Regions from separate parts of the Homo sapiens genome. Here regions 1, 2 and 3 are each linked to region 4. The links are chromatin contacts, found by Hi-C or POLR2A ChIA-PET in ENCODE. All regions are on one chromosome and are shown on one strand. The core of a region is the stretch at or near the end of the contact, and the rest is flanking DNA. Distances in the headings are between cores, read along the strand shown.

The links. Hi-C counts contacts between places; a loop is a spot of excess contacts on that map. ChIA-PET counts read pairs that join two places held with the same protein, here RNA polymerase II (POLR2A). Pooled maps may share reads with other maps.
Region 1: a map with no recorded cell type shows a loop between it and region 4 (14-fold over the local background). The contact joins the promoter of MAP3K2-DT here to the promoter of C2orf76 in region 4. A Hi-C loop is called at or near these places in 2 of 37 single-sample maps with no recorded cell type and 7 of 50 pooled maps.
Region 2: a loop to region 4 is called in a map of CD4-positive, alpha-beta memory T cell, with 19 times the contacts of the local background. The contact joins the promoter of GYPC here to the promoter of C2orf76 in region 4. A Hi-C loop is called at or near these places in 3 of 168 maps with a recorded cell type or tissue (CD4-positive, alpha-beta memory T cell and naive thymus-derived CD4-positive, alpha-beta T cell) and 11 of 50 pooled maps.
Region 3: a loop to region 4 is called in a map of naive thymus-derived CD4-positive, alpha-beta T cell, with 12 times the contacts of the local background. The contact joins the promoter of SLC35F5 here to the promoter of C2orf76 in region 4. A Hi-C loop is called at or near these places in 1 of 168 maps with a recorded cell type or tissue (naive thymus-derived CD4-positive, alpha-beta T cell) and 9 of 50 pooled maps. POLR2A ChIA-PET finds 5 or more read pairs at or near these places in 1 of 52 experiments (activated naive CD4-positive, alpha-beta T cell).

The regions. Positions count from the first base shown.
Region 1 is chr2:127,382,761-127,389,030 of GRCh38, reverse strand. MAP3K2-DT (MAP3K2 divergent transcript) reads right to left here and starts at 1,593. Exons shown (of 4, transcript NR_187129.1): 1 at 1,479-1,593; 2 at 33-150. MAP3K2 (mitogen-activated protein kinase kinase kinase 2) reads left to right here and starts at 1,056. Exons shown (of 17, transcript NM_001371910.2): 1 at 1,056-1,579. It overlaps LOC124906074 (a long non-coding RNA gene), which reads right to left. Exons shown (of 4, transcript XR_007087227.1): 3 at 3,476-3,507; 4 at 2,870-2,951. RefSeq lists a silencer at 767-1,636.
Region 2 is chr2:126,651,865-126,657,987 of GRCh38, reverse strand. GYPC (glycophorin C (Gerbich blood group)) reads right to left here and starts at 1,830. Exons shown (of 4, transcript NM_002101.5): 1 at 1,676-1,830. The coding sequence starts at 1,724. RefSeq lists enhancers at 131-360, 551-800, 258-1,097, 1,891-2,180 and a silencer at 1,431-1,800.
Region 3 is chr2:113,753,788-113,759,393 of GRCh38, reverse strand. It overlaps SLC35F5 (solute carrier family 35 member F5), which reads left to right and starts at 2,752. Exons shown (of 16, transcript NM_025181.5): 1 at 2,752-3,024; 2 at 3,850-3,940; 3 at 4,088-4,229. The coding sequence starts at 2,985. RefSeq lists enhancers at 1,977-2,026, 2,207-2,386 and a silencer at 2,597-2,826.
Region 4 is chr2:119,363,720-119,369,929 of GRCh38, reverse strand. It overlaps C2orf76 (chromosome 2 open reading frame 76), which reads left to right and starts at 3,096. Exons shown (of 6, transcript NM_001322331.2): 1 at 3,096-3,140. DBI (diazepam binding inhibitor, acyl-CoA binding protein) reads right to left here and starts at 2,953. Exons shown (of 4, transcript NM_001079862.4): 1 at 2,870-2,953; 2 at 1,625-1,742. The coding sequence starts at 2,878. RefSeq lists enhancers at 1,833-2,032, 2,563-2,892, 3,263-3,522 and a silencer at 2,993-3,142.

The sequences.
Region 1 (6,270 bases), core at 344-2,843, 8.0 Mb before region 4:
ACCCTCAGAGCCCAAGTTGGGTAGCTCCTTACCTCTGGTTCGGGTGAGTCCCATTCCCATCTCTCTCATTTCAACTGCTCCAGTGGAAATGTGGTCTGGAATATGCATGAAAGGGGTGGATCCAGAATGTACGAAGAAACCAAGAAGAAGCTGAACAGGGAAGAATGGTACAGGAAGTTGTAAGGGGTATTTAAGGAAAGGAGAAGAGATGGGGCGGAAAGGTGCTTTCTGGATCAAAGTAGGGTGAAAACGTCGGGATGCAGGTTAGTCACACCACGGAGGGCCTCACCACTAGTCTGATTAATTTGCATTTTATCCTGTGGGAGATGAGGAGCGAAAGAAAGGGTTTTAGACTCTAGCTTTGGGGGTGGGGTGTCAACTCATGTCTCTGGGCTTAAGTTTCCACATCTGTTAAGCTGGAGAAGTAATACTTGCTGGGCTAACCAATGTACACAACCAGTCATAACCAAGTATCGATGGTGATAAGAACTAAACAGAAAACACAAATAACACTTAGCCAGTCTCCAAGGGGGTGGTTTAAGGTTAGGTGGCAAGCCTGAAGTAATTTCTAAAGTCCCTCAGGAAAAAAATTCTGAAACTTGAGCCACAAATTAAGAGGCAGACGGCTTTTCTCCTTGCAAATGACCTGCCACACAGTCCGTCACTGCCTCTGCTAGCTCTGCTACCCTTGGGCCCTGTCCACAGCCCACGTGGGAGACCTTTTCACGGGATCTACTCGGATGTCTGGGATCTGGCCACTACCGCAGGCTCGAGACAACCCAGGTGCGTATGCGCCGCGCACACGGAACAGCACAGGCTGCCCCGGGGCAGGGGCGGGGGCGGGGCCGAGGCCGGGGCGGAGCCAGGACTGGGAATCCCCGCGCCGTCCGGCCGGTGGGGGCGGTGGCCTGTGTGTGGGCGTGGCGGGCCTCTGCGCAGGCGCCGACCCACTCCCCTGGGCCGGGCGCGCGCCCGCGGCGGGTTCCGCTACCGCCGGGCGGAGGGGTGCGCGCGCACGAGCGAGCGGCCGTGACGTGCGCCGCGCTACGCCCGACGTCACGGGTCCGTGTGTAGTGGCTGCCGGGCTGCCTGCCCTCAGCGGCGGCGCCTGACGAGGGTGCCGCGGCCGCTGGGCGCAGCGTTCGGGGGTTGCACGGCCCGCGGCGGCGACGAAAACAACGACCAGGACGCTCGGCGCCCCTGTCCGCAGAGTCGCCACTCCCGCCTCTTCTCCGGTCTCTAGCGACGCGGGCCCGCGGCTTCCTCCTTTCCTGCCCAGTTCCCGCGGGCCTCGGGGTTGCAGCGGCTAGAAGTGCCGAGGAGCGCCAGGAGGACCCGGCCGGCTGCGAGGATTCACGCGCCCGCCACCCCGCCCGGCCCGGGCTTCATGTGAAAGAGGGACGGGCCTGGCCCCAAGGCCCGCGCCCGACTCCTCGCGCGCCCCTCCGGTCCCCGGGGGCCCTGCGGCAGCCCCCGACCTGGGGCCGCGGTGACAGGCCGCGCTGGGGCGGAGGGGCGGGCTCGGCGGGGGCGGCCCCTCCTTGGGCCTGCGGCTCTCTACGTCCCTGCGGAGCAGCCGGTACGTGCGTGTGTGCGTGCGCGCGCGCTTGTGTGTGTGTGTGTGTGTGTGTGCGCGCGTGTGTGTCGGGGGCCGCGGGCTGGGCGCCGGGAGGGGGGCTGGCGGCGGCCTAAGCGCCGCTCCAGGGGCGGAGATTTCGCTGGGTGATTGCCTAGCTGCGGGAGGGCGGACCTTGGGCCCCCTGCATCCAGTCCTAAAGCCCAGGTCAGCGCGAAGTAGGCTGCTGGGCTGTGTTAGCTGTCAGACACGTACCCTGCAGAGATTTTAGAAGAAAGGTTGCATCTGGTCTTGGGATGAAGCAGAAATGGTACATGCAGTAAGCGAAAAAGTGCTTGTCTTTGCACTGTCACAGTGTGGTAATCTTTTGATGTAAGGTTGTTTCCCCCTTTTCTCTTTACGGAATATTTAGGTAGCACTTAGGGTGCTCTTAGTCTGCGCCCGGCAGTTGTCATGCATTATCTCTCTTCATCTTCCCAGCTCAATGAGGTGGGTAAATTGCCCCATTTTGCAGGTGAAAACTTGAGGCTCAGAGAGATTAAGGCATTTGTCCAAGGTCATGAAGGTAGTAATCCAGGAAGGCTTGGTTCGAATATGCAGATGTCTTTTTGTAAGACTGTATTTCTCGTCTTGCAAAAAATAAATACGTTTAGAAAATGAGACTAACTGGGCAGTTTCTTTAATGGGATAAATTCTAAACACATAGACAGATACAGTTTAGTTTTCCCTAACGTAAGCTCTTCGATATCTTTTGCCAAATCATTTTCTTGGCTTTAAAAAAAATTTAAAAGATGGCTTCAGATACCTTTACTTTTTATGTACTAGTACTGGACAGAAAAAAATTATTCTCTCACAAAAAATAAATACATTTGGTAAAACTGCATAGATCTTGAAAAGTCACAAATTTACTTTTGTAGTTTGACCTTGATGCCCAAAGGGAACTCACAGTTGGGTTATTTGCTTGAGATTTCCTTGTTGCAAAATTTGTTGCTGGATTATGTGGCAATTTAGTGATTTGTTCGTTGTCTTATGCAATCTTTTTTAGTTCGATGTCAAATTTTAATGCGTAGAATATCGTAGGAAGTTTGATGGTGTGATTCTTTTTCATTTGTATGGAGTGCTACTAGTCAGTGTTTATAAGTTAACTGAAAATTCTCATTTTAGCATGAGTTTTGTATTTTTTAAAACTATGGTGAGAGGAAAAAATAAGGAGCCAGAGCTCTGTACTGAAAAAAAGTCGATACATTTCCTTTGAGTAATTGAAGCTCTATGCATAATTGCAAATGTTTAACAAATCTATTGATGCCCAGTTATATTACTCTGTAATTTTCCTAGTATATTATCAAGTTGAAGAAAATTTGTGGTCTTGCAGTCTCTGTGGAGAAAAGGTGAAATTACAAAGTTAACATGTGGATGGTTTACAGATTGATTTGTTGTTTGGTTAAAATATAAACATGTTGAATCTTATTGAATTATGTTGTATATGATATCATTATAGAATGGTTATCCATGTGCCTCTTTTGAGAAACTAGCTGTTAAAGGCTTATCTTAAATAATTGGATTGCATTAGAGACTGAGTCTTATAAGCAATGTTTTAGGGGGAGCTTTTGTTTCTAGTTTACTTTATTGGTACCAAAGGGTTAAACTAACAGGTGCTGTATTAAAATAAAGTCATGTTTGATACTCTGCATTTCCTACAGCGTTGGTTTCAGGTTGATTTTCTCTTTCCCTATAGAATTGGAGCTATTTCCCCCCACCTCCCACTTTTTATTATCAAACAATTTCAAGCATACAGAAAATTTGGTAATAGTAAACCACTTGTATCTTGACCCTCTAGATTAAACATTTGTTGTTATCTTGCCATATTTGCTTTATCTATAGGTACATGTACAGGCATACCTTAGAGAGATTGTGGCTTTGGTTCCAGACCACTGCAATAAAGGAAAAGAAGTGAGTCACATAAACTTTTTAGTTTCACGGTGCATATAGTTATGTTTACAATATACTGTAGTCTATTGTGTGCAATGGCATTATGTCTAAAAAAAGTATATACCTTAATTAAAAAATTATTTATTGCTAAAAATTTCTAAAGAAATTTGAGCCTTTAGGGAATTGTAATCTTTTTGCTGGTGGAGGGTCTTGCCTCCATGTTGATGGCTGCTGACTAGTAAGGATGGTTGATAAGGGGTGGTTGTTGAAGTTTGGGATGGCTGAGGCAATTTCTTAAAGTAAGACATTAGTGAAGTTTGCCGCATCGATGGACTCTTCCTTTCAGGAAAGATTTCACTCTGGCATGTGATACTGTTTGATAACATTTTACTCACCATAGAACATTTTTCAAAATTGGAGTCAGTCCTTTCAAACCCTTCATCAACTAATTGCTTATCACCTATCATCTAAGTTGCTTATCGTTGCTTTATCAACTAAGTTTTTGTAATCTAAGTCCTTTGTTGCTACTTCAATAATATTCACATCATCTTCACTAGGAGTAGATTCCATCTCAAGAAGCCACTTTCTGTCCAGGCGTAATGGGGTCACGCTTATAATCCCAGCAGTTTGGGAGGCTGAGGCAGGAGGATTGCTTGCGCCAAGGAATTCAAGAACAGCGTGGGCAACATGGCAAAATCCCATTAAAAAAATATAGAGGTTAGCCGGTTGTGGTGATTTGGGAAGCTGAAGCAGGGAGAGTGCTTGAGCCGGGGAGGGGAGGTCAGGGCTGCAGTGAGCTGTGGCAGTGCAGACCAGCCTGGGCAACAGAGCAAGACCCTGTCTTAAAAAAAAAAAAAGGCCACTTTGTTTCCTCATCCATAAGAAGCAACTTTTCATCTGTTCAAGTTTTAGCTCTGCTTCTAATTGTAGTTCTCTTGCTCTTTCCGTCACATCTACAGTTACTTCCTCCACTGAAGTCTTAAACCCCTCAAAGTCATCCATGAGGGCTGGAATCAGCTTCTTCCAAATTCCTGTTAATGTTGATATTTTGACCTCCTCCCATGAATCATCAGTGTTCTTAATGGCATCTAGAATGATGAATCCTTTCCAGAAGGTTTTCAATTTACTTTGCTCAGATCTGTCAGAAGAATCTGATCACTGTCTATGGTAGTTATAGCCTTACAAAATGTATTTCGTTTGTTTTTCTTTTTTTAGTTTCACAGTGCGTATAAAGTTATGTTTACAATATACTGTAGTCTGTTAAGTGTGCAATGACATTCTAAAAAAGCAATATATATATATATATATATATCAATTAAAAATTATTTGTTGGCCGGGCACGGTGGCTCACGCCTGTAATCCCAGCACTTTGGGAGGCCGAGGCGGGCAGATCACGAGGTCAGGAGATCAAGACCATCCTGGCTAACAGGATGAAACCCCGTCTTTACTAAAAATACAAAACAAACAAACAAACAAAAAAAACCACTAGCCGGGCATGGTGGCGGGTGCCTGTAGTCCCAGCTACTCGGGAGGCTGAGGCAGGAGAATGGCGTGAACCCGGGAGGTGGAGCTTGCGGTGAGCAGAGATGGCGCCACTGCACTCCAGTCTGGGTGACAGAGCGAGACTCCATCTCAAAAAAAAAAAAAAAAATTATTTGTTGCCAAAAAAATGCTAGAAGAACATCTGAGCCTGGCTCAGGCTAGCCTAATTTTTTTATTTTTATTTCTATTTTTAGAGTTAGCATCTCAATGTGTTGCTCAGGCTGGTTGCAAACTCTTTGCCTCAGATGGTCCTCCCACTTTGGCCTCCCAAAATGTTGAGATTACAGGCATGAGCCACTGTCCTGGCTGTATTTCTTAAATTAGGAAATGCATCCAAGTTGGAAAAGTCAAAATACCCTATTCCCTGATGACATGATCTCTGTCATATTTAGAAAAACCTAAGGATGCCACCAAAAACCTCTTGAATTTGACAAATAATCCAGTAAAGTGTCAATACAAAATCAGTGTACAAAAATGAGGAGCATTTCTATACACCAATGACGATCCAACTGAAAACTAAATCAAGAAAGCAATCTTCAAAAAAAGAAAAAATCCACCTAGAAATGTATTTAACCAAGGAGGTAACAGATCTCTATAAGGAGAACTACAAAGTCCTGATGTAAGAAATTCTAGATGACACAGACAAACGGAAAAACATCCCATACTCGTTGATTGGAAGAATCAGTTTTGTCAAAGTGACCATACAACCTGATATGGGTTGTTTATTTGTCTCCTCCAAGTCTCATGTTGAAATGCAATCCCCAGTGTTGGAAGTGGGGCCTGGTGGGAGGTGACTGGATCATGGGGGTGGGTGCCTCATGAATGGCTTAGCAGCGTCCCCTTGATGATGAGCAAGTTCATGTGAGATCTGGTTGTTTAAAAATGTGTGGCATCTCTCCACTCTCTCACTTGCTCCTGCTCTTGCCAAGTGAGGTCCTTGCTCCCACTTTGCCTTATGTCATGAGACCTCACCAGAGGCCAAGCAGGTGCCAGCACCATGCTTCCAGTCCAGCTTGCTGAACCGTGAGCCAATTAAACCTCTCTTCTTTATAAATTACCAAGCCTGAGGTTTTTCTTAAGAGCAATGCAAGAATGGCCTAATACACTACTCAAAGCAATCTGCAGATTGAAGGCAACCCCTATCAATATACCGACATCTGCTGGGTAGAGTGGCTCATGCCTGTAATCCCAGCACTTGGGGAGGCCAAGGCAGGCGGATCACC
Region 2 (6,123 bases), core at 581-3,080, 7.3 Mb before region 4:
TCTAACCTCTGGCTCTGATGAGCAGCTACATAAACTGAGACAGGATATAGACACATCCTGCCTGAGTTAGCAGCAAGAAATAGCCGCCCCCCACCCCCCCTGCAGTTCTCGCACAGCAGGGATCCTGCCATAAATCAATCCGAAGTCTAATGTGGAATGGCTTGCAAGCAAGGGCTGCACCGCTGTTTGTCTCCCAAGGCAAGTGTTGAAGGTCTGAAACCTGAGTCCTGGAGAACTGCTTGGGCTGCTGGGCTGGGCTGGGCACGGGGGCGGGGGTCAGGCAAGCCCATCCTCTTCAGACATGAGAATGCCTCTCAGCCTCACCTCCTCAGTGACTGAATTGGAATAATGACAGTGGCTCCTGTCCCTTTAACCCAGGACCTGCCGTATACACACACATAAACATATGCTCAAGTTACGTGCTCCGGGAACCACAGTCTCATGTGCAATTATATAAACATGCCCAGCACGGATCCAGCACTTAGGATGTGTCAGACTCCGTGCCGGGACATTTATACGCACTTCGTGCTGCTGGATGAGTTATCTCCTGTTATTATTCCTACTTTCCTACTTTGCAGATGAGGAAACTGGAGCTAAGAGAGGCTGCCTTGTTTATAGGCAGTGCAGATGATCCCAGTGCAGACTGAGGGGCCTCGCTCCCAAGCACCACTGATGCCTGCGCACTCCCAGGCTGACGCAAGCACAACCACAGGCACATGGAGTGCCGTGTACACACGTAGACCGAAGCAGCACTCCTCCACGCCAAGCTCCAAGCTCAGGCGGGGTGAGGGGTGAGGCCTCACAACCCCCTGGATTTCAAAGACTTATAAAAGAGTTGGTGTCTCCAATACCCATATCATTATCATATCAATAAGGTATCATTGTCACATGATAGGCTCAGGGTATCTCCTCTCTGACAGACTCTAAGAATCAGACCGCGGCAGGGTGGGGGTAAGAGGGATGTACATTACGTTTTTTGGTAAAATCAAATGGTAGTTTTTATTGCAAAAGTCCAACGGCAGAGGAAGAGGGCAGAGAGAGGCCCAGCAATGTTTCCAAGCATCTACAAAGACTTTCATCACAGATGATTTCCTCTCAGCAAGAAAACGTGATGGTTTAAAAGAGAAAACCAGCAGCGAGGAATTACAAATCCCCAAAGGATCCAGGCCGCAGGATTCCCTCGCATCTGTGTGCCTTTGCGGCGCCCAGCGGAGCGAGCAAGTCCCTGGGCAAGGCTGGAGTTGCCTGGAGTTCACCGGAGCCTGGCCGGTCGGACCCTGGCTGGGGAGCAGCACAGAAGCAACTTGTGATGTGAACTCTCACCTAACTGTTCTTTAGGGAGACAATTCTGGCCCCACACATTTCACATGCCCCGCACAAAGAAACAGAAAGCGGGCGACACGCCCTGGGAGGGCGGGCTGGCGGCTTCTCCAGCTCGGAGCGCGTGGAGGCTGCGCGTAGGGGTCCGGGACGCGGGACAGGGACTCCGCGCAGCCCAGGCGCCGGGGAACCGGGGCTGGAGTCGGGGATCTGAGCCCAGCGGACGCCTCCTCCGCCTGGAGGCCCGGCACGGACCGGGACACCAGGGCGTCCGTGGCCGTGGCTCGGCCCCTGGCTGCTGCGGGCCGCGGCCTCCAGTGGGTCCCCAGGACCCTTCCCCACGGCGGGTACTCACCGAGGCTGAGAGGCCACGCCGTGCTGTTGGGGCTTCTCGTCGACCACATTCCTGGGCGTCAGCCCGGGCAGAGACCGCGGGGACTGGCCAGGCCGGGCCAGGCCGGGCCGGGGGAGGGTCGCGCTCCCGGGCTCCTGACCCTCGGCGGCGAGAGGAAGCGGCACCTGGGTCACACTCCTCCCGCGCGGGCCGAGGGGAGGGGCTCTGGCCCGGAGATAGGCAGACTTCATTTATTTTTTTTCTGCAGACTTGGCTGGTGGGGTTTCCACCCCCTTTTTTTTTTTTAAACACACACCCGCCCACTTCTGAACTCTTCTTTGCTCCAACTTTCCTGCGCAAGAACCACGCTTTTCTAACCGTTTCTCTTTCCATCTGCCACTACCGGATACAGAGGTTGTGGTTGAGAATTCCCCCTGGAGTGCAGGGAAAACTCCCCAATGTGACATGATGGCCTGGCCCAGCACTGTCGGGGATGGTGACCAAATAGGGCAGACCTGTGTTGAAATCTTGGCTGGCTGCGCGGCCGCTGGATAGCTGGGCGGCCTCTCTCAGCTGCGGGGCATTTGTCCCTGGAGAGAGTCCCTGTCTTGTTGGCCTTTGGGGGCCCTGTACTCATGGATGGGCTGTTGAGCAAAGATCATTCCAAAACAGGAAGAATTGCTGGACAAGAGTCGTGATTTGTTCCCATTGCTTTTGTCTGAAGCTGCCAGACACAGTGCAGTTTGTGAATTCGCTCTACTTTTGCCATGAAAATCTCCACGTGGATTTCGATACATACCTTTGTTGGTTAAATGCAGTCAAATGGCACCACCTACAAAAAATGTATCATAGCATTATCTGCCCCTTCTGCCCAGAGACAAGGGCAGGGAACTTGAGGCCCTTGTTTTAAATCCCCACCCAGGGGAACACCCTGTGCTTCTCCTGTGTGATGTCTGAACCTTCCTGTGCTGCTTTTCATTGTTTACTTTATAGTTCCCCAAGCACTTTTGTGACGCCCACCTCTCCCCTACCTTCTGCCATTAAGGCCTATCCTGCACAATCCGGAGAGCCAGGCCAGCTGTCTGTACAATGTATGGGCGGTGCCTTTGGGACTGTCATCTGCATTGAATACAATGAGAGGCTGCGCCCTGGAGATTTGCAACACAGAGGCTTTGCTCACCTCTAGCCGGGCTGCACAAACTCCAGGCCTTCTTGACGCAGTGGGAAAGCACTCATGATTCACTTTAGTTAGATCATGAAGAACCCCCGATGCTGATAGATCTTTACTCCAACTGCCATGTGCAGCACAGCCATGTTGAATTGAAATAAACTACTCACAGAATGCCTTTGGCCTGGTGGGGAAGCCCTGAGTCTTGATTTCCTCATCTATAAAATGGAGGCAAGAACACCTGCATTCCGGGGTTTTACAGAGGCAGTGATTGTAGAATCACAGTGGGAACAGAAAAGGCATTTAATAAACAGCAATGAGTAATGATTAATTTATTTTTATTTATTTATTTATTTATTTTTCTGAGACGGAGTTTTTGCTCTTGTTGCCCAGGCTGGAGTCCAACGGCGTGATCTCGGCTCACCACAACCTCCGCCTCCTGGGTTCAAGCAATTCTCCTGCCTCAACCTCTCGAGTAGCTGGGATTACCAGCATGTGCCTCCACGCCTGGCTAATTTTGTATTTTTAGTAGAGACGGGGTTTCTCCATGTTGGTCAGGCTGGTCTCGAACTCCCGACCTCAGGTGATCCACCCACCTTGGCCTTCCAAAGTGCTGGGATTACAGGCGTGAGCCACTGCACCCGTGATTACTTTAACAGTTTAACTTTTTTTTTTGGTAATACATACACATACGTCTACGTGGAACAGTAGTCCCGCTCCTCTGTCCTGAGAGAAAATAACTTTAATTATCTGAAATGCAGCTGGAAAGTTGGAAAGAAGCAGAAAGTTCTGCCAGGTAACAACGGACAAGTCATTAGGTCATTGCAGCACACTTAGAGAAGTCACTTTTACAGACTCATTTAGAACCTACTGGCCTTAGACGTAATCATAAGAGATTTCCTTAATTTCTTAGGGTAAGACAGGTTGAAGGCATCAAAATGTTGCAGAGAATTCCTTACAGAAAATAAGCCAAAAATTAATAAACTAACGAACTAAACAGTGAAAATTGAAAGCCCCACAAACTGCAGAGGTCAGATACAAGAACGAAGTAGCATTTGTTACAGAACTAAAGCAATCTCAGCTCCAGCCATCACTGGAGGATGTGACAGTTCCTTGCGCTATTAAAGACCACAGGGCTTTGGAACTCAATCTGGGTTAGTTACTCTACTGCCTACTAGCTGCGTAACCTTCAGCATTTCACTTTCTTTCTCTGAGCCTCATTTTTCTCAGCCTGGAAATTGGAGCAATCTGCAAAGTTAGGCTGTTGTGAGTAATATATTCGATAATAATTAAAGAGGTAATTACAATGAGAGTACACTGGAGTTACTTAAAGATATTGGCCCCCTTCCTCCTCTAACACATACTTTGTTCATAGTAAGGACCCCAAGTCATTTGAAAAAGAAAGTAAATAGTGTGTCTTAGTGTGTAGCAAATTAGCTAACAGGGAAACATTTGACATATTTTAGAAAATTTAACTATGAAAGTGTCTAATGTTAAATAAATGACTCTTAAGAAGGGAAAATAATTATGTGAAAAATTTAATTATATGGTAACAGTCTGACATAAGTCAAGAAATGTATTATTAGTGTGTCTTCATGTGTTGGATATTTATTAATGAAGTTAAAAAAAAAACTCAGCTATATCTTGCAATAATAAACCAGTTCTTATCTTGTCTAGTTCCCATAAATACTCTTAAACGGAGTATTGCCAAGAGTCCATTGTAAAGATGAGAACCCAGAAGTTCAGCACAGTGACAAGAACTTGCTCTGCAGTGCAGCCGGGATGGACGGTTCTAGCTGTGTCTTCATTGACTGTCTGTGGCTGATACAAGCTGCAGAGCCCTCCAAGATGTGAGATGGTATGATCCAGTCCTGGAGATGAATTTTCTCTTCCTCTTCAGGGAAGAAACTGCTCATGGGAAACTGCCTTCCAAATCCTCAGTGCTAGTTCCTTATTGGGAGTGGAGTTGGCGGTCCCCTGCTGCTGTTGCTGTCTCCTGGGTGAGCCCTTACAGATGGTGGTAGGTAGATGTTGCTTGGGCCTTTAATGAAAGGTTTTGCCCCTCATCACAGTAACACATGCTCTTTGTGCAAAAAGAAAAAATAAAAAAGAAAAAGCCAAAAAGATACCTAAACCCTAAGAATTGCTTGCAATCTCCAGCACATTAAGGTTATTTACCTTTAGTCTTTTTTATGCATTTACGAATATTTGCTTTATACTCTTGAGATTTTACTGAATACGTGATTTCAAGTGCTGAGCTTTTACTACTAAACATTATGTCATGAGCATTTTCTCATGTAAAAGTAGAAAAGCTCTTTAACTCATTTTAATTACTAGGTTGTTTCATTTTCTTTGCTGGTTGAATAGTGCTGTGATAACCATATGAACATAAATATCTGGATTTCATAATTTTTTCCTTAGGGTATATTCTGACAAGCAGAATTACTCAATCAAAGGTTACAAATGCATTTAAAGCTTTTGATACATTCATAAGTTCTGGCTGTGACCTTTACTTTCTTCCCAATCAAGAGTACCAGTGTTTATCTCAGAGTCTCTTGCCAGAATTAAACAGCAAACTTAAAATCATAGTTAATTCCATAGAAAAGAAACATACATAGTTATTTGTGTCAGCATTTTCTTTGATTACCAGAGAGGCCGAATATGCTGTCAGTTGCTTATTTACAAATCACAGCTTCTTTTAGGTGAATATTTTGTTCACACTGTTTCCTCATTTGGAGGTGTGATGGTTAATACTGAGTGTCAACTTGATTGGATTGAAGGATACAAAGTATTAATCCTGGGTATGTCTATGAGAGTGTTGCCAAAAGAGATTAACATTTGGGTCAGTGGGCTGGGGAAGGCAGATCCACCCTTAATCTAGTGGGCACCATCTAACCAGCTTCCAGGGAATATAGAGCAGGCAGAAAAACATGAAAAGGAGGGATGGGTCTGGCCTCCCAGCCTACATCTTTCACCCGTGCTGGATGCTTTCTGCCCTGGAACATCAGACTCCAAGTTCTTCAGTTTTGGGATTTGGACTGGCTCTCCTTGCTCCTCAGCTTGCAGACAGCCTATTGTGGGACCTTGTGATCATGTAAGCTAATGCTTAATAAGCTCCACACTATATATATATATACAGATCCTATTAGTTCTGTCCCTCTAAGAGAACCTTGACTAACACAGATATTCGTACCAGGAGTGGTTCTAGAGGAACAGAATATGAAGGATGGAGTTCCTTCATTTGTTTTGGGGTTTCTGGAGTTGGCTGCTTAAGATGATTAGACCCCAAAATGCTAAGGAA
Region 3 (5,606 bases), core at 1,503-4,002, 5.6 Mb after region 4:
AAGGAGTGGGCTGATACCACGTTGTGTACAGAAATTCTTATTGGTTTATGGAAATAACATTTATTAGTGATTGGTTACATTGTTAAGCTATAGGATGTGGGTTATACTGTCCAATGGGACATTAGGTTAATTTATAGCTACTTGTGGCATAAGCAAGTAGTTTCAAGAGATGAATACATAGCACAAGGGAGAAGTAGGATGTGATTGTTGTCTCCTTTTAATGTCCCTCTGGGCCTGACAGTTTAAAATAACTACATTCCTCAGATAAAAATAATTTTCTTTTCTCACTACTAAATGACAGAAATGGAGACTTCAGAAAGGAATTAAGTATGAGGAAAAGATCAAGAGACAGCAGGATGTTCAAGTTCATTGAACAAACATTGACTGCCAGCTAGAGAATAGTAAGCACTATTCTAGATGCTGAGGATAATAGTGAAGAACAAAATAGACCAAAATCCTTGCTCTTGTGGAACTTATCTTTGAAATTATACAGCTGAAGATTTAGCCTTGGGTAACACAGAGAAATAAGGATGAAAAAAGGAATGCCTGAGATGCTCAGGATGGTGCCAAAGCACAGAAACACACTAGGGCCTATGTTACAGCAGTCCAGTGGAATTTCCCTTAAAGAACCCAGGGAAAAGACATTAATGGAAGTTGAACTATGTTTTGAGACTCGCTGAAGACAGTCTGCCAGAATTACTTTATCCGTTACAAGAATATCCACAGCTTGTCCTTTAACAGATGGTCTGGAAACAGGTGGTAATAATGGTAACTTAACAAAGTACTATCATTTACAATATTTTAATTCAGAAACCCATATTTATAGAAGAAACTAAGGCACAGTAGAGAGTGGAATGATCCTCAGGATTACATAACAAGTTGTAGTCAGATAAAGCATTGGTATCCAGCTTTCCTGACTCTTAGATTCTGAGAGAGATTTATAATGCTCTTATTTTTTAAGACTATACATCAAATATGTAGCATAAAGAATTCTTAGGCGTATTATGGGCTGATACCCTAAAGAATGCTAATGAAATAAAAAACAAACTGGTGCCAGACTAATGTGATTAATGTCTGCAACCAAATTTCCCCTAAGTAGTAATACCAAGTAGTTGGTTAAGGATTTATTTATTTATTTATTTATTTTGAGACGGAGTCTCGCTCTGTTGCCCAGGCTGGAGTGCAGTGGCGCGATCTCGGCTCACTGCAAGCTCCGCCTCCCGGGTTCACGCCATTCTCCTGCCTCAGCCTCCCGAGTAGCTGGGACTACAGGCGCCCGCCACCACCCCCGCCTAATTTTTTGCATTTTTTTAATAGAGACGGGGTTTCACCGTGTTAGCCAGGATGGTCTCCATCTCCTGACCTCGTGATCCACCTGCCTCGGCCTCCCAAAGTGCTGGGATTACAGGCATGAGCCACCGCGACCGGCCTGGTTGGTTTTTTTTTTTACTCTGCACAATAGGTTTCTGAATGACTTATTAGAGGTGTTTGATGCTGATAGTTTGAAACTGATTCGATCAATTAAAAAATGTTCATTGGTATTGTTTTATTAGTTGCTAGAATATGCATTCAACTTCACTGAAACGAGACTTAAAAGGTAAGAGGTACACTACATCGCGACTATAGGAGTAAGAAAATTTAATTTCTTCACGCCATCTGACCAAGATGTTAAATTACTGAACCCTTTAGTCTTGTTTTTGTTTTGTAGATAGAAATCAAGATGCTGGACAAACCTTTCTCATGGAATAGTCAAAATATTTAAGGAACAAATCTATACAGTTTAATAACTGCCAACATTTGGCAGGGCTCATGCCTGTAATTCCAGCACTTCGGGAGGTCGAGGCGGGCGGATCACTTAAGACTAGGAGTACGAGACCAGCCTGGCCAACATGGCGAAACCCTGTCTCTACTAAAAAATATAAAAATTAGCCGGGCATTGGTGGCTTGCGCCTGTAGTCCCGGCTACACTGGAAGCTGAGGCTGGAGAATCGCTTGAGCCCGGGAAGCAGAGGTTGCAGTGAGCTGTGATTGTGCCACTGCACTGCAGCCTGGGTGGCAGAGAAAGACCCTGTCTCAAAACAAACGAACGAACAAAAAATTGCTGACGTCTGTGAGGTTCTTATTATGTGCCATGAATTGATCTACGTCCTTCACATATGTAAACTCATGCAATCCTAGCATACACACAAAAAACCAATGTGGCAGGTACTATCATTATCGTAGACAAGGAAACCGAGGACCAGAGAAGTTGAAGTAGCTTGGCCTAGGATGTAGGTTGTAACTCCTAGAGCTGAGATCTTGTTTATATACAAAAGGTTTCAAGAATCAAAAGTACTCTAAGCCACTTTGCGTTTCGGCTGTCATCGAGAAAGGGATATCCGAAGTTTCAGGTTCGCAGTTTGTGAAACGGAACGGCCAGCTTTCGTTCTAAGGCGGGCGGAGGTTTAGCCACTCCCTCGTCCTTTGCTCTGCCCCAGACACCCACGCTCGCTTTCCTCTTCTTCCTCCACCTCGCCCTACTTCCCTTCTTCCTATCTTCTCTCTTCTTTCGCCTCGCCGCCGCGAGCCCTCGCTCGGCGACCAGAGCCTCGCATTACTTCCCCTAGCTCCGCCAAGCCTCGCTGCATACGCGACCGCGCGCAGTCCGCCGTCGCGCCCCTATGACGTCACCCGCGCGCCACCGCTTCCGGGCTGGGGACTGGGGGCGGGGCCGCGCGGAGGGCAAGCCGGGGGCGGGGCCGGGGCCAGAGCAGATCTCCGGGCCTCCGCGGCCATAGCTGACTGTGCCGTCCCTTCCCCTCACCCGCTCCACGCCCTCCTGGGCCGAGTGGAGTTGGGTGGTGTCGGGAGCCTCTCCCTGAGGGGCACCGCGTCTTCAGGAGCTGGGCCTCCAGTGCGGCGCGATGTCAGGCGCGGTGACAGCTCTGTGAGTCCGAGGCCGCGGCCGTGGCGCTGGGCGGCTGCGGGGCCTGACCGGTCCGCTCATGGTGCCGCCACGACGCCATCGCGGGGCAGGAAGGCCAGGTAGGCAGGCAGGGAAGGGCCCCGACATCACCGGAGCCCAAACCGGGACGGAGTGCCCACCAGCAGCACCACCTCCTGCCCTCGGTGGCAGCAGGAGCGCCTTGACCGAAACCGTGAAGGTCTCTAGGGGCGGAGGGAGCGGGAGCTGACAGGGGCGCCGGAGCCCTGCGCCCACCGCTGGCAATTGAGGAAGCCGTGCGTGCGCCCTCGCCTCGGCTCCCCGGGGAGGCGTCGCTGCCTTAACTGTCTTCCCCGCTCCAAAACAGAAGGATGATTTCTTTTCCCAGCTGTTTCTTTTAAAATGACTGGATGTTTTGATAGAGGTGGGTGGAGGAGCATGGAGAATCCTTTTCTTTTACCACTTGAAGAGATTGGAAAGGTGCCTTCAAGACCCACAGCAAATCACTTACTCTCCGATAACCAAATTCCACTCCAGCAGATCAGGGACAGAAAAGACACTTTTAGAAACAGTGTCTAGACGCTGTCCCCAGGGATGGATTCCTCTGGATGGAGAGGTGAATGGAGTTCCGTATTTGTGAAACTCAGAGAAGCTATTTTCTGGTAGTTAACTGTTCTTAAATGTGCCGTATGTTGTATATTACTCCCCCTCCCTGCCCGCCCCGTATCGCGTATCTCTCTAAGTATAATCTGAAGCGTGCAGTGGATACCATGAAAGTACTGAGAAAGGTGGCAAGTATGTTTAACACATTTTGGTCCTTTTCATTGATTTGCTTTGAGTTTGAAGATGAAGAGTAAAAAACGATGTGATGAATCTTACCTTGAGTTATTCACGTTTTCATAGCATAATTTCATGGTTGTTTTTAGGGGTGCTGAGTTCTTCACCTCCTTTTAGACTGAGATCTGCCAAGTTTTCCGGCATTGCTCTTGAGGATCTCAGAAGGGCTCTTAAGACAAGGTAGATTCCACGTTTATCCTCTATGTAACTTTCACACTGAACATTAGCTAACAAAAGTCAAATGTTTCTGTTATACTAATGTTCTCATTTTTAATGGTTGTTTTTCTAAAATCATCTCTAATGTGATCTGTATTTTCTAAAAAACAGACTGCAAATGGTGTGTGTATTTGTCATGAACCGAATGAATTCCCAGAACAGTGGTTTCACTCAGCGCAGGCGAATGGCTCTTGGGATTGTTATTCTTCTGCTTGTTGATGTGATATGGGTTGCTTCCTCTGAACTTACTTCGGTATGTACCTTTGGTCCAGGAATGATGTTACATTACAGCCACAATGTTAACTCTTAACCTGTAGTAACTCTAGCCGTTACAATCTCCTGCTTTCTAAAAGCAGTATCTTAAATACTATTGAATTTTTAAAAAACGTTGAATTATTGCCACTTGAAGTTAAAACTGAAAGGATGATCCTTTTTATTGTTTCATACAGTTTTCTTGTATCTTTTAGGGAGGGTTACTTAGAGAGACTATGCATATTTTCTTACATTTGAAAGTGTAACTCGTGGCTTTTTTTCTAAATTCAAATTCTTTCTGTAAATATTATTTTCTAGTGAAATAACTGTCAGGATGCAAAACAATGTCACCATTTAGTAGAAGGTTCAGAGTGCTTTTGGACAAATGAGTAAAAATAATGAGTTTTCATGTATAGGTCACTGTTACAATGCCCATGAGTGGTTGCATCCACATTTATGCTTGCTGACTCAAACCTTATTATAAGATGCATGGTATACCTCATAATTTTCCTTCAGTTAAATTGTATCTTGACAGTTTCCTTCAGTTAAATTGTGTCTTTATTGATGACCTATTGGTAGTAATGTGGCATTTTGAATTTGCAAGCTAGTTTTTCTTTCTACTTGTATACTTTATTCTGCTTGGTTAATGATCCCTATAAAAAGCAACTTTTATTTTCAGAAGTCTGCATTTCAACTTCTACGTTGCAATTTTAAGGCGAATATACAGCAGGAAACTGGCATTTATAAAATGAACCTAATTTTCAAAAGAAGCAGTTTAATACTCAGGTCTCATATTGTAGCTAAGTAAATATTGACATTGGCATTGTATCCTATGAGTATATAAGTTTTTTTTTTTTTTTCTTTTTTTTTTGAGATGGAGTCTTGCTCTGCTCTGTCGCCCAGGCTGGAGTGCAATGGTGCGATCTCGGCTCACTGCAACCTCCGCCTCCCGGGTTCAAGGGATTCTCCTGCCCCGGCCCCCTGAATAGCTGGGATTACAGGCACACCCCACCACGCCAGGCTAATTTTTGTATTTTTAGTAGAGACGGGGTTTCACCATGTTGGTCAGAATGGTCTCAAACTCCTGACCTCATGATCCGCCCGCCTCGGCCTCCCAAAGTGCTGGGATTACAGACGTGAGCCACCTCACCTGGCCAAGTATATAAGTTTTTATGCTTTTCAGAATTAATCTCTGGAATCTAATAGACCATATATTTTTTGCTTTAAAACTCTTCTCTAACCTTCTTTTAGATGAACATTTTGTACTTCTACCTCAAAGAAATGTCTTTGATATTGACAGGGAACTAAACCTATCTTTTAAATTTTATTTTCATTTAAAATAAATAGTTTGTTTTTATATATTAGTTAATAAAATTTA
Region 4 (6,210 bases), core at 1,847-4,346:
ATGTATATTTGCAATGTCCAATTCAGGAGCCACTTGCCACACCAAGTACCTGAAATGACTACTGGGCATCTGAAATGTGGTTCCTGTGAATGAAGACTAAACTTGATTTTATTTAACTATTTTCAGTTAAAATTTTTTTTTTTAGAGACAGAGTCTCGTTCTGTTGCCCAGGCTGGAGTGCAGTGGTGCGACCTCGGCTCACCACAACCTCTACCTCCCAGGTTCAAGCGATTCTCCTGCCTCAGCCTCCCAAGTAGCTGGGACTACAGGCATATGCCACCATGCCCAGCTAATTTTTGTATTTTTAGTAGAGATGGGGTTTCACTACGTTAGCCAGGTTGGTCTCAAACTCCTGACCTCATGATTCGCTTGCTTCGGCCTCCCAAAGTGCTGGGATTACAGGCATGAGCCATAGCGCCCAGCCTCAGTTAAAATTTATATAGTCATATGTGGCTACTGGCTATTATACTAAACTATCGTGTTTGGACTATCATGTTTTATAATCGTGTAATAGGGCTGTATAGTACAGCCCTAGAGAGAGCCGATGACACCTCTTTGATCAGTAAGTGATAGATTCCTATGCCAGTCTATCTAGACTCATGTGAAAATCGGTAACTCTAGTACGGGCACAGGCCAGTCTCTGTGAAAATACTGTTTGTCAGAAAAGCATCTTGGCACCTCTGGCCTCCCCCACTTCACCTTTCCTTCCCCTCCCTGGAAGGACAGAGTTTACGAACTCACTGTAAAACTCACCTTCGCCATAAGACCTTCTTCAACTAAGTGCTCCATGTGAACCCCAGGGTTTGATATGGTACTGCCTGTGATCTGTCATTCTGGGTACTATTTCCTGCTTCCAGCTGGTTGGCAGCCAGCCCACCTGCTCCATCTTCCACCCCAGCTACTGCGGAAATAGGGACCATGCTCGCCTTCTTCCTCAGCAGGGGCAGGGGAGACCTCCCTTCTGTGCTGCCATGATAACCCTGAGTCCTTGCACAGAATGCACTGCGCTGTTGCCTCAGTATCCACCCATGTTTCAGGGACTTAGGGACAGAATGAAACCTGCCCAAGGCAGGAAAGATGTTATTACAGAACATGACAGTCCAAAGCACAGCCTCAAAATCTGCACCAAGATTTCTGGGCAGGGAAAAAGTTATCATCAGGAAGGCACAGACTTGTTAGCGAAATGCTCTGACCTAGCCCAAGAAACCAGGTGCTTCTCTGCTCCTGACATCAGGCTTGGCCAGGCTGTCAAGTGCTCCAAAAAGTGCTCCAACTTTGATCCTGCCCATCTAGGGCAGAAGCTGAACGGCTCAACAATGATACTACTGAGCTGAGAGCCTTCAGCAAGTCTTTTCCAAGCTGCAGCCTTTGCTTCTTCCCTAGTAGAGAGTAGCTGCTGGTGATAACCAGTAAAGACCTTCTAAAACCAGGATTTGAATTCTGTTACTACTGGAGACACTGAGAATCCGGAACATGGTCTTTTCCACCTCAGGAACCATCACCATACCCCACCTGAAGAGTAGGGCCTCAGGCAGTTTGAGAGTGAAGTTCCCAGGGACTTCCAGTCTGAGCTGCTGAGCCTGCTTTGATGAGCAGATGCCCTTCCAACCCCCGCTCTGCATACCTGTATTTATGTCGCCCACAGTTGCTTGTTTGTAGTGGCCATAGATGAACAGCATCTCCTCATCCGATGGCTTGGTCTTAAGGTGCCTAACCTCCTCTGCAGCTTTCTCAAACTCAGCCTAAATGGAAGGGAGAGGAGAGGATTGAGGGCCTCCTCTGGGTGGGAGAGGGTAAGAATCCTACTGTGGCCTGATGACAGCCCAGTTACGGGGATGGAGAGGTGGGAAAGGTGGCACCCTTCGGGCAATGCAGCCCCTGAAGTGTGTCTGCCCCTCCCTGCCCCAACAGGGCAGCTAGAAAGATTCAGCAACACAAGAAGGGGAAGCCCCTCCAGTTCACTCATTCAATCGAAAACCATATATCCAGAGCTCTCACAAACGCAGGCATCAGGTCTGGAAATACAGCAGTGAAGAGGGCAGGCCAAGCCTTCGCCCCCAGTGGGGGTCCCCTCTGCGGGAGAAGCAGCGCGGCCAACTGCCTGGCCACCACCGGGCCAGGCACTAGGGAGTGGCCGGGGCTGCAGCGAAGCCCTGGCCTGAGGACAGACGGGGCACAGTATGCTGGAAACAGCTGAAAGGGGACAGGGCATGAGTGCCGCGGTGTCAGCGCCGGAGCCCGTTGGTCCCCTCCCTCCCCCTGGGGCCCGCGCGTTCAACACCGACCTCTGTCCCAGTGCCCGGATTGGCAGAGGCAGGCGGGAGGAGCCAGAGGTCGCCCCACATAGCTCGGTCTCAGACAAGGGTCTACACTGGAGAGAAGGGAGGGGCCCCTGGGTCACCTCTCCCCGGGCCGCGATTCTCCTCGTCCCGCACTCTGAGCAGCCGGCCCCGTACTTCCCCTGACCTCCAAGCTCTCGGCCACGGACTCCTCGCTTCCCCACTCCGCCGCGACGTCCTGCCCTGTGCTTCGGGATGGGGACTGAGTCTCCTCGCTCCTCCAATCCGTGCAACCCCTTCCCCCATCTCTCCATCAAGCACCCTCGACTCCCACCCCTCTCCCGCTACACAGCGAAGTCCACCCCATGGGCAACTTTCCGGCAGTTGCGGGGTGGGCAGCAGATTTAGAAATCCCCAAACGGAAAATCCCGCTCACAAGGCTCTGTCCAACGAATCAGGGCTAGGCATGGGCCCATGAGCAAGTGAGGGGCACGGAAGGAAAGAGCCCGAGAGCTTCTGGCAGCCGGCTGAGCCCCCAACGGGCCTCCCGCCCGCTGCACCTTCGCAGCCTGGCTGTGCACGCGCTGTACCTGAGACATCCTGGCCGACTTGCAAGAACTCCAGGGAGACAGCGGAGGAGGCGAGGACCAGGAAGCGATCGCCCAGATTGCACTGGCAAGCGCCTTTAGAGGCGCGGTCCACTCGCCCCAACCCTGCTCGGGCGAGCACCGGAAAGCCAATCAGAAGCCAGCTATGCGCTAGGGGCGTGCCCAGCCCCCGCCGCGGCGCTAGCCCCGCCCGAGCCCACGTGGGACCGCTTGCGCAAACGCCGGGAGTAGCCGAAGGGGACGCCGGGAACAGGTGGGGACAACGGAAGTAGGGTGCTTAGTTTTGCTGCCGGGAGTTGGTCGAGAGTTGGGTTCAGTCCTGGCCCGTTGTGGGGACGGCACGCGGGGGAAGGGGAGGGGACGGAGACCGAAGAACGGAGGTCCTTATGTTTCTTTTCTTTCCTTAAATCTTGCCCGGCCTGAAGAGGCCGGAAGTTGCATCTCTGGACAAGTAAACTCTGAGACCTGGGAATGGCGGGCGGGACCCGCTCCTCCCTTGGGGTCTAGAGGAGACCCCCGGAGATGGTCCCTGATGAGCAGCGTGATGGTGGAAAGCTGGACTGGTCTCCCGAAAGGCGAAGCCGAGGCTTCTTCCTCTGAACTTTTGGCACGTTCTTTGACTTGCTTGTGGCCGTAGTGTCAGGCCTGTATTGCACATTTATGTCTGTGGTGCATTTCTCCATCTGGTGCGTTAAAGGCAGGGACGGTGTCTTATTTGTCTTGATTTAACAAACTTGGACGGGACGAAGTGCTCAGCAAATATTTGTTAAATGAATGGCTGTTTATTGAACTCCTGTTGGGTAACTTGCACTGTTCTAGACCTTGGCAGACAGCAGTGAACAAAGCGGGTGAATCCCTGCAATCTTGGAACTTACAAGTAGGGACAGTAGTTTATACAATAAGTTAAATATAGAGTACTTTAGGGGCTTAGAGAGTTGGAAGTTTATAGTTTTAAATGGAGGAGGGGGAGTATTGAGGGAAGGTGACATTTGAGAAAGTTCCTCAAGGAGGGGAGGGAAGATTCCAAGCAGAGAACAAGTGTAAAGGCGTGGGCAAGGAACCAGGGGAAGAGTAGAAAGATGAGGCTGGAGAGTTTTGGCGGTGGCAGACTGGCTAGGTGATGCAGAAGTTGGCCATCACAGGGACTTTGACTGTCATGCTGAGTGAGATGGGAAATCGTAAAAGGGTTTGAAAAGAGGATGAGGAGACGGAGGGGAACGTCTTTGCGAGATTGTTACACAGCCTAATCTCCATGGGAACTGAAAGGAGCAGCACAGGTGTCTGGAAGTGTTTTAGGATCGATGTTTAAGAAGCTAAAGGAAGACTTCTCTGGCAGTGGTTGCAAAGGAGCTGGGTGAAGAGAGGGAAATGATGGAAAATTCTCTGGAGATCATTAAAAAAGCAAAGTCATTCCTCTCTAATTCATAATTTGTGGCAAGAGGGCTGGACTACAAATCTCTGCCCTGCCTACACCTTCCCCCTCCCCAGGGAAGGTAGACGCTTTCAGACTTAACTTGCTAACTTAATGTAGGTCACGTTTTATGGAATGTTTGGGAAGAAATGAAGATGCAATAGGGAACAAATCTAGGGTTTTCAGTCTGAGCATAATTTTGTTTGAGAAAGGAAAACCAAACAAATTAACAAAAATCTTGGAGTTAAATATGGGGAAAGTACACTGAAGTGTAAGAAATGCAGGTTTCTTCGAAAATCACAATTCAGAGCTGCTTTTTCCATTTGAGGCCTGGATTTGTTTTTGCTCTACTTGGTGCTTACAGCTTCCTTGATGGAAACTCAGATTATTGCTTGTGTGGGCCAGATTTGCAGTCAAATACATCTCCTAGTCAGCAGGTTTTAAGTTAGGGTATTGTTGAGATTAGGTACTTTGAGAATGCAGTTATCACTTCTCAAAGATCAGTTGCTTTTAGTTTTTTAGTTTTTGTTTTTTAATTATTTTCGCGTGTGATGTGGTCTCACTCTTTTACCTAGGCTGTAGTTCAGTGGCACAATCTCAGCTCTCTGCAGCCTTGAACTCCAGGCCTCAAGCGATCCTCCCACCTTAGCCTCCCGAGTAGCTGGAAATGTGGGCACAACCACCATGCCTGGCTAATTTTTTTATTTTTATTTTTATTTTTTGTAGAGATGGGGTCTTGCTATGTTGTTGGTCTTGATCTCCTGGGCTCAAGGGATTCTCCCACTTTGGCCTCCTAACGTGGTGGGAGTACAGGTGTGAGCCACTGCGCCTGGCCTTGATTGAATATTGCTTTTCATAATTCTGAGAATGCAAGATCCTCAGCTCTGTTTATGTCCTTGTTAGCCACCGTAACATGTTGTAATTATTTTATTTACAATTATTTTAATTTTAATTTACTTTTCTACTGTCTAACCCTCTGCCTCTGCCTCCCACCAAACACACATAAGCCAGGAGGAGATGGGGTCATTGTGTATCAGTCACTGCTGAATCTCCAAGTGTCTGGCACTTCTTAGGCACTCAACAAATAGTTGTTGAATGAATAAAGTGTTTTTCTCTCTATGAAGATTTATTCTGTCTGATTAACTGAACTTGGAAACCATCTAAATTTGTTAGAACTGAATGTAAAACTATGGGGTTGAGTAAAGTAGATGAACTCTGGTGCAAGGACCATGTAATCTCTTTGTACCACTCCCAGCTTTGGAAGCAGAGCACCTGGAGATGAGAAACCTGACCAGCCAACTTGTCAGCCAAATTGACCCTGCCAATCAATAGAGAGGCCATTGTCATTGTTGTAGTTTGCCTTCACATCTGGGAATACCACTTTTTATTTATTATTTATTTATATTTTTTTCATAGAAACCACTCTTGTCTGCCACAGGCTTCACTCGGTGGGTCTCAGAATAAAGCCAGATGGGCAAGATCTCTCTCTCTTTCTCTCTTCTCTCTCCTCTCTCCTCTCCCTCTCTCTCTGCCCTACCTCTCTCTCCCTCCCCCTTTCTCCTATCTCTGTCTGTCTGTCTGTCTGTCTGTCTCTCTCTCTCTCTCTATTTTTTTGAGACAGGGTCTCACTCCATTACCCAGGCTGGAGTGCAGTGGCACAATCATGGCTCACTGCAGCCTTGACTTCCTGGGCTCAGATGATTCTCCCACCTCAGCCTCCCGAGTAGCTGGGACTACAGGTGTGTGCCACCATGCCTGGCTAATTTTTTGTAGAGATGGGTTTTTGCCATGTTGCCTGGGTTGGTCTTGAACTCCTGAGCTCAAGTGATCCCTCTGCCTCGACCTCCCAGGATGCTGGGATTACAGGCCTAAGCCACTGTGCCTCGCCCTGGCAAGATATATTAATAAGTGA